Regions from separate parts of the Homo sapiens genome. Here region 2 is linked to region 1. The links are chromatin loops, found by intact Hi-C in ENCODE. Cell type or tissue: IMR-90. All regions are shown on one strand.

The links. Peaks named below come from ENCODE experiments on the same cell type or tissue, not always from the same donor. Only the 100,000 strongest peaks of a DNase experiment are listed, where the experiment ranks them.
Region 2: a loop joins it to region 1, with 9 times the contacts of the local background. A loop is called at or near these places in 20 of 110 quality-filtered maps.

Annotation. Positions count from the first base shown.
Region 1 is chr15:81,271,236-81,279,235 of GRCh38, forward strand. It overlaps IL16 (interleukin 16), which reads left to right. Exons shown (of 19, transcript NM_172217.5): 6 at 1,855-1,969; 7 at 7,582-7,655. Among named protein-coding and RNA genes, the nearest start is that of STARD5, 49 kb to the right of the region's middle. RefSeq lists enhancers at 3,833-4,127, 3,853-4,147. In IMR-90, a CTCF peak has its summit at 3,990 (motif pointing right); a DNase peak (open chromatin) is centred at 4,016; H3K27ac peaks cover 517 bases.
Region 2 is chr15:81,476,563-81,484,562 of GRCh38, forward strand. No RefSeq gene overlaps it. Among named protein-coding and RNA genes, the nearest start is that of TMC3, 110 kb to the left of the region's middle. In IMR-90, a CTCF peak has its summit at 4,191 (motif pointing right); a DNase peak (open chromatin) is centred at 4,209.

The DNA.
Region 1 (8,000 bases):
GTAAGACCCTGTCTCTACAAAAATAAATAAAATAAAATAAATTAAATAAAATAAAATAATAAAATAAATAAATAAATATATAAAATAATTAACCCGGTATGCTGGCACATGCCTGTAGTCCCAGCTGCCCAGGAGGCTGAGGTGGGAGGATTGCTTGAGTCCGGGAATTTGAGGCCACAGTGAGCTGTGATAGAGCCACTGCACTCCAGTCTGGGCAGCAGAGGGAGACGCTATCTCTAATGAATATCTCTGTGTGTATGTGTGTATATAGATATGGAGACGGGGGACCTGGGAGGTTGCAGGACTCGTCCAAGGTGACTTGGTTAGTGAGGAGCCGAACCAAGGCAATGACCCCAGGCTGTCTGACCCCTGGGCCTTGTTCTTAACCATGACGCCATCCTGAGTCCCCAGGATGGGTGAGACTTTGAGTCTAGAGCAGCCGTCTCAGCCAGGACAAGGCTAGGGGCCCGTGGAGGAGCCCTGAAGGGGCTCCTACCTCACCTTTTCCTAAGCCTGTGCTACTCCCGGACACCATTTGTCCTGCCCATCCTGGAACACACACCACCTTCACCAGAGGCTTAGAACAGCTGCTCATCCCCACGGCTCTCCCACTGACTCCCTACAGTGTCAAGAAGATGGAGGACAGCGTGTTGTCTCTGTGGCACGGGGTGATGCTCCTAATCAGCGCAGCGGCTCTGGCCTGAAGTAAACTGCCCATGAGCAATGGTTCTGTTACAGCAGTGGCCATCACTTTAAAGGGTCTGTCTAGGAGCCAAGCTACTGGCCACTGCCTGGCATGCTTGTACGTTGGACCCAAAAGCCTGGCCTCCAGGTGCATTTATGCCTTTATCCTGTAATACGTGCTTCTTGAGCACCTGCCTGAGGCCAGACACAGAAATAAGATGCATTTACTGTCTTCAGAGAGCTTATAGTCTAGAAAGCTGCTTATTAGACTCAAGCTATGCCCTCTAGGGCGGCATGGGGTGCCTTAGTCCTCAACAAAATTGAGCAAGTCACATGGATTTCCTTTGCTGCTTTTCAGGTCTGCCAGGCCATTCTGTGAACTCACTGGCCGATTTGCAGGGGAAGCTGTGCCCACCCTCCCTTCTCTTCCTGCTGTAGACCTCACTCAACCTTTCCCGGGACTTATTCCTGTTTGGCCTTCTCTACTGCCTTCTGGCTGCTCCCCAGCTGGAACTATCTGCTGAGCTATGAGTTTATTCTCCCAGAGCCACCTGTACAATTCCAGGATATGTTTGTTGGCTCATGGGAATCACCTAGGACAATGGCAGATAGAGCAGGTGCAGGAGGGAGAGCACGTGATTGGAGGGATGTCCTTGAGAAGGGGATTGAGAAGGCCTTTGGTGGGAGAAGGGCTACATTGTAAAGCTGCTACTATTATTACTATTGTTGGTATTTTTATGATTGTTGCTAGGCATTTTACTTTCAAACACAACCCTGTGAGTTAGGTAATATCATTATTATTTTAAAAGGAGGGAAACTGAGGTTCAGAAGCAGAAAGTGATTGGCCCAGGATTGCCAACTGGAGGGACAGAGCCAGGGTGCTGGTCTCCATCCAGCCTCCCTCTGTGTGGGAAACTTCAGATTCCCGCGAAAGCTCCAGACACTACCCAGCCCAGGCTGGCCTTCATGCCGCTGCTCTTCCTATTTTTGTTGTTGTTGTTGGTGTTGTTGTTGTTGTTGTTGTTAACCTCTGAGACCTCTGAGACCAAAGGCACCTTCTCTCCTTCCCAATCCCTTTGTTCAGGGCTGAGGCAGGCCCTCAGAAGGCATCAGGCCAATGAGAAGCATGGAATACTACCCCTAAATCAGACCTTCTCTTTTTTTCCCCAGGGTCTGGGCTTCAGCATCGTTGGGGGAAAAGACAGCATTTATGGCCCCATTGGGATTTACGTCAAAACCATTTTTGCAGGGGGAGCAGCAGCAGCCGATGGAAGGCTACAGGAAGGTAGGCTTCCCAGCCCTTTTCAGACCATGGTGGAGGAATCAGAAGCAGAATCCAGAATTGCTGGGGCCATAGAAGATGTTGGGAATGCAAAATGTGTCTTGAGTTGTCAGGATACGGCCAGCATGCATCCTGGGGTCTGCAAGCAATGGGGACACAGCTCCCCCGAGGGGGTCTTCATTATGACTGGCAGGTTGGTTGTGCATGTTTGCACATTTAGCCCCTGGCACCGTTACCCCTTAGCTGGTCTTGGGGCCAGCCTGGGTGGGACTGAAGTCTGAGGGGTCTGTTTCTGACCCTTCCCTCCTCTCACCCATTCTCTCGGCTGTCTTTCCCTTTCCATCCAAGATCCTGTCTCAGTTGCTGGGATCCGTTAACACCCCCTCTCCTTCATTCTCCCTGTCCTTCCTAACCCACAACCATAGGGAAACCAGGTTCAATGCTTCCAACCCTTGTAACGGATGAGTCTGATAAACATTTGCTAGGAGCCTACTGAATCCTAGGGTCTAGGAATACAGATAGAAACAATCAGGCATGATTCCTGAAGAGCTCATGATCTGCCACAGGGACCCTCTCTTCCACTCCCCACCCACCTTTCTTCCATCAACCCACCCCCTCTCAACTCTTTCATATCCTCACAAGACAGAAGCCTCATCCATCCTGGGAGTGAGGGGCCAGGGAAACAGAGCTGCCTGTCTTCTTGTCCTGTAGAGTCAGGGTTCCCCCCACCCCCACCTCCACCCTAAAGTCATTCATGGATTATTGAGCAACAGGTTTGGCCCAAAGAAATTGCCAGGTTTCAACTCAGGAGGCAAAGTTCAGGGGCTGGAAGTCACAGGGCAGAGAGTACCCACTGCAGGCCAAGGACTGGGCCATACACCAGAGGTCTGAAGAGAAGTGACTTCATAGCATTTTCACTCTTCTCTGTCAGCTCGCTTTCTATAAGCTATGCTGGGAGCCTAACCACCTTTAATCATCTAACTTGCTTAGGGCAGGGTAGGCACACTACAGTCTGTGGGCCAAATCTGGCCCACCGCCTGTTTTCAATGTCTCATGAACAAAGAAAGGTTATTACATTTCTAAATGGTTGAAAATTTAAAAGTGTTTTTGATTATTTTATGATATGTGGAAATGAAATGAAATCCAAATTTTAGTATCCATAAAAAAGCCTTCTGGGGACTCGAGCACGCTCATCCACGTACCTGTCATCCAGGGCTGCTTTCATCTCAGCAGGGTGCCCCCATCTCAGCCTCACAAAGTGCTGGGATTAGAGGTGTGAGCCACAGTGCCCAGCTAGAAAAAGAAACCAGAGAAAAAGGATGGATCATATACAATGGAACCATGATTAGGTGACAGCAGATTCATCAGTAACGACCAGGTCCAGAAGTCAGTGTAAACATAGTATTTATATCTGAGTTGCTTGGTGTAATGTTGAATTCAGAGAAAGTGCTCCCTGTTTGTGTATTGAACAAATTGAAAGAAAGGGAGAAAGTGGTTTTCTGTTCACATAGAAATGGATTTTATGTTACAGCATAGTGTGGAGTGGTTGCAGCTCACAAAGGTTAAAACTTTTACCATCTGGGTCTTTACAGAAAAAGTTTATCAACCCGAGCACTATGCAGAATTACACATACAGATTTTAGGGTGTGGGCAATGGCGAGCCTTTGAAGGTTTTTATACTATGGGAGGGACCTGCTGTGACCAGGGTTTTCAGAGGCTTCAGGAAGCAGAGTGTAGGATGAAGTGGGCCATTGTGAGCCCCAGGCTCCAGCTCCAAGGACTGCACAGAGGCGGTAACCCTGGGAGGAGAAGGGAGCAGATGAGAGAAGTGACAGAGCCTGAGCAGAGGTCGCAAAGGGCGGGGCGGGTCAGAGAGAACTGGAAGGTTTCTGGTCTTAGTAAACTAGAGAAAGACATTGCCTTATATAGAGTAAGAGGCACTGGAGGAGGAGGAGGAAAAGGAAGGCAAACCAGGATGTGTAGGTTTGAGTGGCAGAAGGGAGAGCGATGTCCCTGGATGACCACGAGATGGCGCTGTCCAGCAGGGAAATGACATCCGTTCTCTCTCCGTTCAGGGAGTTAGAAGTGAATGCAGACATTTGGGGAGCATGGACATTAGAAAAACAGCTGAAGTTACCAAGCAGTTGACGGGGGAGGAGGGGGGGGAGGGGAGGGGAGGGGAGGGGAGGGGAGGGGAGGGCCCAGATGCCGTTCTAGGGGAATAGCTAAATCAAGAGGGTGGTGGAGAGGAAATGTCAAAGAGAGGAAAAAAGAACAGTGGGATCAGAATTGGGAGTGTGCCATCATGTGTTTTATTATCTTTTGTACTTTTCTGTGTTTAAACAAAGGGGTGGGGGAAGGGTTGAAGTGGCAAGAAAAGAGAATATTGTGTTTTGTTCTCTTTCCTGAATGTAAGCCTGCCCAAGCCAAACTTTTTATTTTTTCTGAGCATTTGCCTCCCTTAATTAACAGCAATCATAAAAATTGAAGATTTCAATGAGTCAAGACTCTCAGCTAGTATATGATCCCTGATTCTAGCCTCAAACATTGACCAAATCATCTTTTGTAACTTCTTTTAAAAGTAAATATTTGAATCTTGAATTCAGGGCAAATACATTAGTTGCAACAAAAGTTTGGTGTACAGATCAAGGCTACTAATGTTTTACTTTTATTCCCCTTCCAAGAAACTATTGTGTAAGATTTATTTGGCAAAACCTAATCAGCCAGCTTTTACCAGATATAGCCAAATAAGGACAGGACATTCCAAAAAGCCCAGAGCTGGGCTGTGTGGCCCCAGTAAGATGGACATTCTAATAACTTAAAGAGAAGTCTAGCCCCTTAGGTAATTAAGAATGGACATTCTGAATTTTTGTTGTCTATCCTTCTTTCAGCACACATGTAATTATATTCTGATGTTTTAAATGTATCTATTTTCCTTCCCAGACTTGGAGTCTCACAATGACAAGGACTGGTTCCTTTTATTTTTCACTTTGGCTCCAGCAACCTAACAGACGGAACTGATCTGAATACTCTCCCCACCCTGCCTCCAGCCCCTGTTTCCAATACGTAGACTTGTGAAATAATATAGCACATCCAAAATCAAAATAAAGACGTGGAAATGCCCAGCTGCTAAGAAACAAAGAAACAACTTTAAATCTAAGAATGGCAGACTCAGGGGTTGATGATGTGGCGGGGAGGGCTGCTGGATGCTTATAGACCTTAAGGGCTGGAACTCAGATTTGAATGCCCACATGGGCAGAGGGGACAGAGCCTTGGGTCCATGTGAGGCTCTGAGAACCTGCACACAGCCTTGATAATGAAAGAGTTTCCCCTCAGTAAAGCCAACAGGCCCCAGGGGAGCAACAAGGAAACTTAACTTTACCCATGGCTCCTCAGTTGGCCAAAAACATCTCTCACCAAAAAGTGAATATCAAAATTGTGTCATATATGGGCATGCAGGTTACATTTATAGTTCCTGTAAAGCAAAGGTAATGCCAAGGTAAGAAATTAATATGAAAACTAGTCCCAAACCAGTGAAAACCTTGGGGTGCCAAATGGAAATAAAGGAAAAACTGGCAGTGACCTGGGGTGTATGGGAATCCCATAGAAAAACAGAATATCCTGAAAATGAGTTTATAAAGATTACATACTATACTACATCAGGAAATGTCCACTGTTGAGGAGAGTCAGCAGAAATAACAAAGAGGAGCGTTAGCCCTTAACAACTTAACAGAACAATCTAAAAGAGACTATAGAATTGCTATGTTTAAAATCATTTTAAAAAGATAAAAAAAGGAATATAAACTGTAAGACAAGACCGGAAACAGTAAAAAAAAAAATAAGTGGAAGTGAAAAAAATAACTTTTGGAAATGAGCAAAAAAAGCAGTCATTGAAATAAAAAACTCAATGGATGGCTTAAACAGAAGATTAGATGCAGCTGTAAGGAGAATTAGTGAACTGGAAATTATCCAGTAGGCCACGCAGATCAAAGAAGAAAAAGATGAGCACTAAAGAAATATGGAGAATAGGTTGAAAGGGTCCAAAATACATTTAATAGGAATTTTAGAAAGAATAGAGTGAAAAGGGAGAGATAGTATGCAAAAAGATAGTGGCTTATAATTTTCAAGAACTGACTTAAGGCATGATATTTCTGCTTGAGGAAACACAAAATGTTTCCTTTCTCTCTAGTGCATCATAGTAAAACTGCAGAATATCAAAGACAAAGGAAAAAGAAATCTTTTCTTTCCTTTTTTTTTTTTTGAGACAGGATCTCATCCTGTAGCCCAGGCTGGAGTGCAGTGGTTCAATCACAGCTCACTGCAGCCTTGATCTCCCAGGTTCAAGTGATCCCCCACCTCAGCCTCTGAAGTAGTTGGGACTACAGGTGCATGCCACTACATCCAGCTAATATTTGTACGTTTTGTAGAAACAGGGTTTCGCCATGTTGCCCAGGGTGCCCCCATCTCAGCCTCACAAAGCGCTGGGATTAGAGGTGTGAGCCACAGTGCCCAGCTAGAAAAAGAAACCTTAAAAGAAACCAGAGAAAAAGGATGGATCATATACAATGGAACCATGATTAGGCGACAGCAGATTCATCAGTAACGACCAGGTCCAGAAGTCAGTGTAAACATAGTATTTATATCTGAGTTGCTTGGTGCAATGTTGAATTCAGAGAAAGTGCTCCCTGTTTGTGTATTGAACAAATTGAAAGAAAGGGAGAAAGTGGTTTTCTGTTCACATAGAAATGGATTTTTGGTTACAGGAAGAATGATTCTCCTACAAGTATACTGTTGTGAAAAAAGGACTTGCAGTCAAAAGATCCAAGTCCTATTTATTTATTTATTTATTTATTTATTTATTTATTTATTTTTACCATATGACTTCGGACTTCTCTGAGTTCACTTTTCTCTATTGTAAAATGGGGTCTACATTGCATTCTGGAAAATCGTATCCAAACCACATCCACTGAGCAATCTGTAGACCTCATTCAGCATTGGTCCTGGGGATATATCATCTAATAAGACAAAATCCCTGTCCCCAACAAGCTGCCAGCCTGGCCAGGGAGTGACTGAGGGTGCAGGCCATTGATCACCACCCAGGGTGACAAGTGCAGTAGGTACAGTGTGACATGAACATAGAAAGGAGCTAAAGGTAGCAGGGGCCTAAAGATTAAGAAGGGATAGGAGGAGAAAGTGGAAGTATATTTTATTTGAGAAAATGGCATGGACAAGCATTTAACTGCACAGACCATTGTGGAAAATGCAGGTCGTGTTGCATCAGAAAATGATGCATGGGAGCAAATGGTGTGAGGGTCAGGGAGACAAGGAGGAAGGAGGTGAAGCAAAGAGGTGGGCAAGGACCATATCCAGCCAGGACTTGTGTGCCTGGCTAAGAACCCTGGGTTTCACCCTGGAAGAGAGTGGGTGCCAGAGAAGGCCCATGTTGCTGCCCTGCCTGCTTCGCAAGGGGAGAGCACAAAATGAGAAAATGTTCTTCCAGAGCTTCGTGCATCATACAAAAAGCCGGGCAGTTGGGGAGACTAGAGTTAAAGGTAATGATAATGCCCTTTGATTGGGCAACACTCTTCTTAGCTACACTTTCTCTCTCTAAACAGGTGATGAAATTCTGGAGCTCAATGGTGAATCAATGGCTGGACTAACACATCAGGATGCTTTGCAGAAGTTCAAGGTGACCATTTCTTATCAACACGTGACCAAACTCTGGGGCCTTCAGGCAAAGAAACCAAGCTCTCAGCATCCAAACCTACAAATTCAAACTGTGGAACCCTTCACATGAGGCACCTCACTGATGCTGATCTTGGCGCAGGGTTAAAAGAAGACCTGACTCAGAAAATAATAGTGTGATCGGGATTGTTGTGGGGGATTTTAAAACTCTTTAATATTTATAAAATTGTTTTAAAACACTCTGTGTATTTATCATGGTATATTTACAAATCTGTTTTAAGTTTTTAAGATAATTGCTAAATGATATTCCTAAGTCTCCATCTAGTTAGTTCAATTCATGACTCTATCC
Region 2 (8,000 bases), 210 kb after region 1:
TCATATTAGAAGCATAAAAAATCTTGAAACAATATTGACAGAAAATAGGCAGGTCATATATTTTTATGCTCACATATATGTTAACATTTACTGTCAATATTGTTTATATATATATATATATATATATATATATATGAACATTTACTGAGGAGTGGGAAAATCAGAATAAATGGAAATTTTGCTTGAGAAGATAATTTAATGTTCTCAGTCCATCCCAAGTATATCTATAATTTGAACACAGCTTTAAAATTTTTAAATGACTTGTTTTGGAAATTGAAAATAAAGAAAAACAAAACTTTATCTCAAAGAAAAATGATTGAAAATAGTACAAAAGGAAGAGTAATAAATTTGAGTTACAAATAGAAATAGAAGATGAAGTTAAAATAATTTAACCACTATGAAACCAGCACAGAAATAGATAGAATTAAAATCCAGAAAATAGACAAGCACATAATGTAAACCTAGCAGATGAAAAAGGTGTGAGTTCAAATTCCTGAGAAAGAATAAAGATTATTTAGTAAATGCCATTGAATCAATTGGCTTAAACATTTGGGGGAAAAAAGAACATAGAATCTAGCTTATGTGTTATACCAAATTAGATAGTAAATATGCTAAGATTTAACTTTCAAAAATAAAAGTATGAAAGTAGTAGATGAAAATACAGGCTAATTAGGAAAGGTCTATTTATGAATGACATCAAAGGCAGAAATCACAAAGAAAAGTGGTTTAGATTAATTGAACCAAAAATTATTTTGTTATCAAAGCCATCATGAAAAGAATTTAGAGAGAAATAAACTGGCTAAGAGGTTATTGTCTTTAACATGTAAAGGGCTCTTTCAAATCAATAAAAATATAAAAACACAATGGACAAATCGGTAAAGACTTTAAAGAGAAGTTTCTCCAAAGATGAATTCAAATAAACATATAAATATTTGACCTGAACAAAAATTATGGAAACTAAAATATGAAAAATAACATTTGCCCATATCACATGGAAAATAATGTGAATGCCTTCATGGCACTAGGAGAAATGGGCAATCTTATTCACTTTTAGAAGAAATGCAAATAACTCTACACTGTCTGAAACTCAGGTTTTTCAGTGTATCTCAAAAGTCTTAAACGTGTGCATTTTCTTTGATCTAGCAATTCTGCTTCTAGGAAGCTTTCCCAAGGAAATAATTAGGTCAAAAATTAACCGTAAGGCTCTGCTACACAAAGTCTTTCATGCATTGTGAGGGGACAGTAACTGAAAAGCAGAGCAAATTGTTCAATCATAGCAGGTTTGTTAAGTAATTTGTAGTCATTCAATTTATTAAATTATACTTCAGTAAAATAAATTATATAGCAGTCTGTAGAAGATCTCTTCTCATTTAGCAACATTCAGTAGATGTATAACTATTTTAGATTAATGGATATAACTCTAGAAGGGTACGTAGCACAATACCAACACCCAACTTTTTTGTGGTATTAATACTACCTGCTCCTAACCCTACAAAGTAATCCTGATTGTAAGGATTGTAAGCTCAAACGTTAACTCCACTGAGTGGCCTTCGGTGAGTACCGCAGACAAAACTATCTTCTAGCCAAGGACATTCCCGGTCCCAGGCCCAACACAGTTTTTTAATTGCCATTTTTTTTAAGCTTCTTCACAGCATTTACCAATGTGTGGCATTACATAAATGCATTCGCTTGTTAATGTATTTCTATTACCTGCCTGATCCCCTTTCAAGATCAGCTCCATGAGGGCAGGGACTGTCTATCTTGTTTCTACTGTTCCCAACAATAGGACCCAGCAAAGAGCTAGATATTGAGTAGATGTTTGTTCAATTAAGTATGCTTTCTTACTGAATTGTAAGAGTTTTTATATATGAAGGATAATAAACTTCTGTCATCTACAGCAGAGGTTGAAAACTTTTTCTGTAATTGGCTACATTGTAAATACTTTAGGTACTAAAGTACTTGCAAATCACAGCGACTCAGCACTGCCTTTCTAGTGTGAAAGCAGCATAGACAATACACAAATGAATGGGTGTGGCTGTGTTGCAGTAAAACTTTATTTTAAAAACAGGAGGCCGCAGGATTTGACCCTTGCTAACCCCTATTCTGCACTGTGAATATATTTCCATTTTATTGTGGGCCATTTAATTTTTGTTTTTATGTACAGAAATTTTTAATTTTTATGTAGTCATTAGTATTCAACATTTTCTTTAGTTTTGTTTTATTTAAAACTTTTCTTAGAAAGTCTCTCCCCATCCCAAATAAGATAAGTATGCTCTGGATCACTAAATGTACCTGATTCAAATATATGAAATTCTCATCCTTTGGCCTTTTATTTTATCCTCTGAGACACAAATTCCACGTATTTTGTTTCCTGTGAAAATAACTGTATCTGTGCATAAAGCTTTTCCCACAATGATGTTCATCACAAGGCTTATTGTAATAGGTACTTTTTGCAATAATCTTAGTGTCTATTAATTGAGAATTAGATGTATTATCAATATAAATGAAAACAAATGATATAAACTAATGAAAATGATTTTAAATTGAATTAAATATTGACCAGAAAATGTGTCCACAATATCCTAAGCAAACGAAAGCAGAATACAAATAGACCTACAGTATGATCCATTTAAAACAATATTGGCACTTATTTGATGTTCAATAAATTTTCGTTGAATGAGTGACTGAATGAATGAGAGAATAGATAGAGCAAAAAATAAGAGTATTCTTTCTGAGAAAATAGCAGCACACCTAAAATGCCAGATCCAAAACAACCAAACAAAAAGTAAATAAAACATTCTTTTCTAAGCATAGCATGGCTTACAGGAAAATAAGGAAGTATTTTCTGCTCCAGAAGCTGCATAAAAATGGGACTGCATTTGAATAAGCATCTACCGGAGCTGACATCTGCCCCGGCAGTGTCTGGTAACCTACAATTTCCAGAACTGCATTAAGAGATATGGGGCCGGGGGAGGGAAGGGGACAACCACAAATCAAAAGTGGGTAAAAAGTGGAAAAACAGGCCAGGTGCGGTGGCTCACACCTGTAATCCCAACACTTTGGGAGGCCGAGGCTGGCGGATCACCTAAGGTCAGGAGTTCGAGACCAGCCTGGACAACATGGTAAAACCCCATCTCTACTAAAAATACAAAAATTAGCTGGGTATGGTGGCATGTGCCTGTAATCCCAACTATTCGGGAGGCTGAGGCAGGAGCATCCCTTGGACCCAGAAGGTGGAGATTGCAGTGAGCTGAGATCACGCCACTGCACTGCAGCCTGGGAGACAGAGCAAGACTCCATCTCAAAAAAAAAAAAAAAAAGAAAAAAAAAAGTGGAAAAACAGTAGAAATATGAGGCAAAATAAAACGGTAGAAATTAACACAAATGTGTCAGTAAATGGACTGAATTCATCAGTAAAATAAACAAAGATTGTTAGTCTCAGTAAAAGAGAACCAAATGAATGCTGCAGTCCCTGTATACCTGAAGGCCTGAGAAGTCTTCACAACTGGGTTAGGGAAGCGAGAGAGAGACGGAAGGTGTTCTGAGGGCTACCCTGCTCTCCACTTTTTTGAATGTGATAAGAAATAAATTTAAAAAGCAAAAGAAAATGTATAAGGTAACTGAGTGCTGACTTTTCTTCTTTTTTTTTGCTTCAGATGACAGTAACAGTATCCCCAAATTTTAAACACTAAAGAACAGTTGTTTTCACAAGTTAAATCTTTTAGGTAATTATATATATATTTTCTTGCTATGATTCGCCTTTCAAAATTAGTTGTGCATGTAAAGAATAAAGCAAAAACCACAATGAACCCACTAATAGATTTTGTACTTAAACTACTTATCAGAAAAAACAAAAACCCTGAAAAATCGTCAAAGGCCTAATTCTGAATATAACAAAACAAAGGATAGTGGCTTTTTCTAAGAGTGTTTTTCTCCCAAGAAATGCATAGTTTTCTGAGAAAATATTTTCATTGATTGTGACCAGAGATGTTACAAATTACAGGGTGGAAATTGAGGTTTAGTTCTAAGCTTTCCACTTAGCCTGTGACTTTGGGACAGTCACTTTTTGTATCTGGGCCTCAATTTCCTCAACGATGAGACAAGCAGTTTGGACAGAATTCCAATATCCCTTCCACATATTAAACTGTGTAGTTTGAGATTATGCGGTGCATTATTATAAATCCCCACTAGGGGGCAGTATTTGCATAGTCATGTCCATCAAAAAGCAGAACTGGGCGTGCAAAATTAACTTAGAACTCATTCTCTCATCTTTGCTAGAAGACAACACTGTAAGCAGGTGGAGACCATAGCCCTGCATGAAGTACTGGGGCCTCTGTGCCAACCCACAGTTCCACTAGGAGGTAACAGCCACCCCACCCCATCCCCAAGAGCCCAGAGAGAGGCGGGACTTCTGATGTCAGCTTTGACTTTCGCAGGGGCTTCCGGAGTGTCTGCATTGTTCTCATTACTGAAAGCGTTCTGGTTGCAGCTTGATGTCTTTGGTGAGGATAGAGTATATTTTGCTTCATTTACTAATTCTCGTTTTCTTCTCCTGTCCCTTCAATATGGATAGATAAATCTGCACAACTTTTACCTCTGGAATTGACGAGTTACCTTCATTTGTGGTTTGCAAAAAGATGCCTGGAAGGATACTGTGTACCAGCACCATGGGATACTTGACAACCCCAGTCAATGGGGATCCATCCTAGGCCAAATGCTGTCCATTCAAGTGGTTCTGGAATCTCAGGGCACACTACAAACCAAACCCAAACCAAATCTCCAGGGCAGACCAGGGATCCAGAGATTGGAGAGATGTGGATTTACATGGTGGTGGCAAATAAAAGAAAGTGAGAACAAGCTTACATTTGCCCAAGATAGCATTTAACCGTACCCTCCCTAACCCAAACCTCCCACCTCTTTCTACCAAAAATATCGCTAAGGCGGCTGAGAAGCTGTCAAACACCCTCTGTGCCTCGCCTCCCTGGTAGGGCTGCTAGTGACAGAGGCATCCGCCAAGACAGGTCATTGAATATTTATTGGTTCTCCTGCACTGGGAGGAGCTGCTGCAGAGTATAAAGATCCATGAGACGAGTTTCTGCCCTCCAGGAGTTTTCAGGAAGGAAACAAACCCAGGATACAAATATTGTTAAATAAAGACAGAGCACGCCAGGGACCCTAGGAGAGAAAAGGCCGAGAGCTGTGGGCAGAGACTAGTGGTGACTGAGAAGGCATCCCGTGGGCCTTCCTTGACATGGGTGGCCTGGAAGGGAGGAGATCTGGACAGAGGTGAGGGCAGGGCAATGACAGGTGATGGGGACAGAATAACTGAACACACTGGGGTAGGATGAGTGGGGCATATTTGGTAAAAAGGAAAGATACAAGGAGGCTGAAGTAAGAGCAAGAGTGGACAGTGAAAGAAGGAAGGCAGGGAGGGGAGGAGAGGAGCTCCCTGCCCGAGCCAGCCCTGTCTGGGTATTCTTTGGGCTTTACTCAGCTTATCAGAGACCTAAGTTCCAATGTTACAAAGCATGTGGGCAGATGGGCATTCTCCTTTACTATCTGTGAATGTGTAAATCATCATACTCTTTTTTCTGCATAGTTTGGCCCTGTGATCTCACAATCCCACGTCAAGCAATTTCCCTTTAGCAGATAAGCACCCAGATGTAAGAAGCATATAGGAAAAGCTAGTTTTCATAGAAGTATTTTATTTTATTTATTTATTTTTGGGGTAGAATCTCTCTCTGTTGCCCAGGCTGAAGGGCAGTGGTGCAAACATGACTCATTGCAGCCTCGACCTCCCAGGATCAAACAATCCTTCTGCCTCAGCCTTCCATGTAGCTGGAACCACAGGTGCACACCACGATGCCCAGTTATTATTTTTTTGTAGAGATGAGAGCTTCACTTTGTTGCCCAGACTGGCTTCGAACTCCTGGGCTCTAGCAATCCTCCTGCCTCAGCCTCCCAAAGTGCTGGGATTACAGATGTGAGCCACTGCACCCAGCCCGAACTATGTTTAATAGTTAAAAATTAGAAATAATCTATGTGTCCTTCAAAATGGAACTCAAATATATAATGGTATTTGGGAGCCATTTAATAAAAAAAAATCATCTTGTGATCAGGGGTGTTCATGACATGTGGTTCAATGCACTAGGCTACTTATAGAACAGCTGTATATAGTGATGCCTTCTCAAAGTTGTCCACATGTAAGTGTGAATGAGAATATGCACCGATATAGAGTTATCTGAAAGAATGCTCAACAAAATGTGTACAGATGTGCGTGATGTTATGACATGATATGTGTGTCATGATGTGTATGATTTTGTGTATTATCTTAATTCTTGACCCCAAAGGTGCCATCTTTACAGAAACTCTTGGGCAGTGTTCTTGGGAGGAACAGAACCAATAGGACGTACGTACATAAAAATCTCCCTCTTTCTACATATATATCTATAGATAGATAGGTAGAGAGAGATTCATTTTAAGGAATTACCTTACATGATTTTGAAGGTGCAAGTCTAAAAATCTGCAAGGTAGGCAGGCAGGCTGGAGACCCAGGCAAAAGTTGCAGTCCAAGTGCAAAAGCCATCTGCTGTGAGAATTCCTTCTTGCTGCAGGGAGGTCAGTCTTTATTCAGGCCTTCAACTACCTTGATGAGGCCCAGCCGCATTTGGAGGGCAATCTGCTTCATTCAAAGTGCACCCGTTTAAATGTAAATCTCATTCCCAAACTCCTTCACAGAAACATCCAGAATCATGTTTGACTAAATAATCTGGGCACCATGGCCCAGCCAAGTTGACACATAAATGTAGCCATCACAAGCAGTGCCCAAGATGTTAGGACTGGTTGTTAGTCCCCAGAGACTTCCAGAAAAAGTCATTTCAGCAGCTTCTCAGGAGATGTGGTGCAGGGGATGATGGGGTATGTGTGATAGCTCCGGGCAGGCGCTACAGGGTTTTGTTTTAGTTGGCTGGCTAGAGAAAGCTGGACTCCTGTATAGAGTTACTGACTTGAAGAAGAATCTATAAAGAACAAAGAGATATTTGAGTTCTTTTCCTACATTAGGCAAAATTGAAACTTTCATGCACAATGGCAGACCTGACCAAAAAACAAACAAAAACCAAACATTCAAGTCTCTTACTGTGTGTGGTCTGTTCCCATGCCCCCAATATGGTGTCTTTGCCTACTCACCCTCTTAGATACTCTTACATTTCTTTGCCTGTGACTCACACCTTGCTAGAAACAATGTTGGTTATTGGCGTCAAAGGTACAACCTGCAAAAAAGCAGCCTATGCTTAAAATATAATTCTCTGTTTTCTCCATATTTTCCTCACACTTCTCAGGACTTGATGCAGGAAAATCAAGACATCACTGCTAGTTCAGGTGAGATTAATTCAGTGTGGGTCATTACAGTCAAATTGATAAAACTGCTCTGCTCACCCTCCATAGAAAAAAGTCCATAGCTCTCCACTCCAGTGTGGCCAGTATCATTCCTCAGCCACATTCTAAAGAGGGCCAAGGAGTTTAGCCTCATAACATCTGTGGCCTTGTGCATGGCTCCTGAGCATGCGGCAGCAGGAAGGTGGCCGGAGCTGGGTCATCGTGGCTCTCCAAAGGCTCCTCCTGCACTGGGAGCCATAGTGTCAAGCCTCCCTCACACACTGGCAAGCAGCCCTTTCCTCCTCTCCCTACTGTCCATCATGGCCTGGCGATGTGTGTTGGCAAAAGCAAAGGCCTGGGAAAGAGAGCCATCTGCCAGCTCAGCCTCAGCAAGCCCTTCCTTCAAGCCTTCCCATCAGAAGCCAGATTCCTTTCCTGGGAGCAATTAGTCCTAACGACAAATGACAGAGGTTCTAAAACTGCGATTCAAGTGAGATTTGCAGAAGAAATGATAAATAAACCCAGAAGTTATCAAATTATAGCAGCAGGATTTATTCACTTGTATTAGAAGCTGAAAGCACAATGTAAGGGCTTGTGTTCCCTTTGGCACAAGTCTTCTCGTG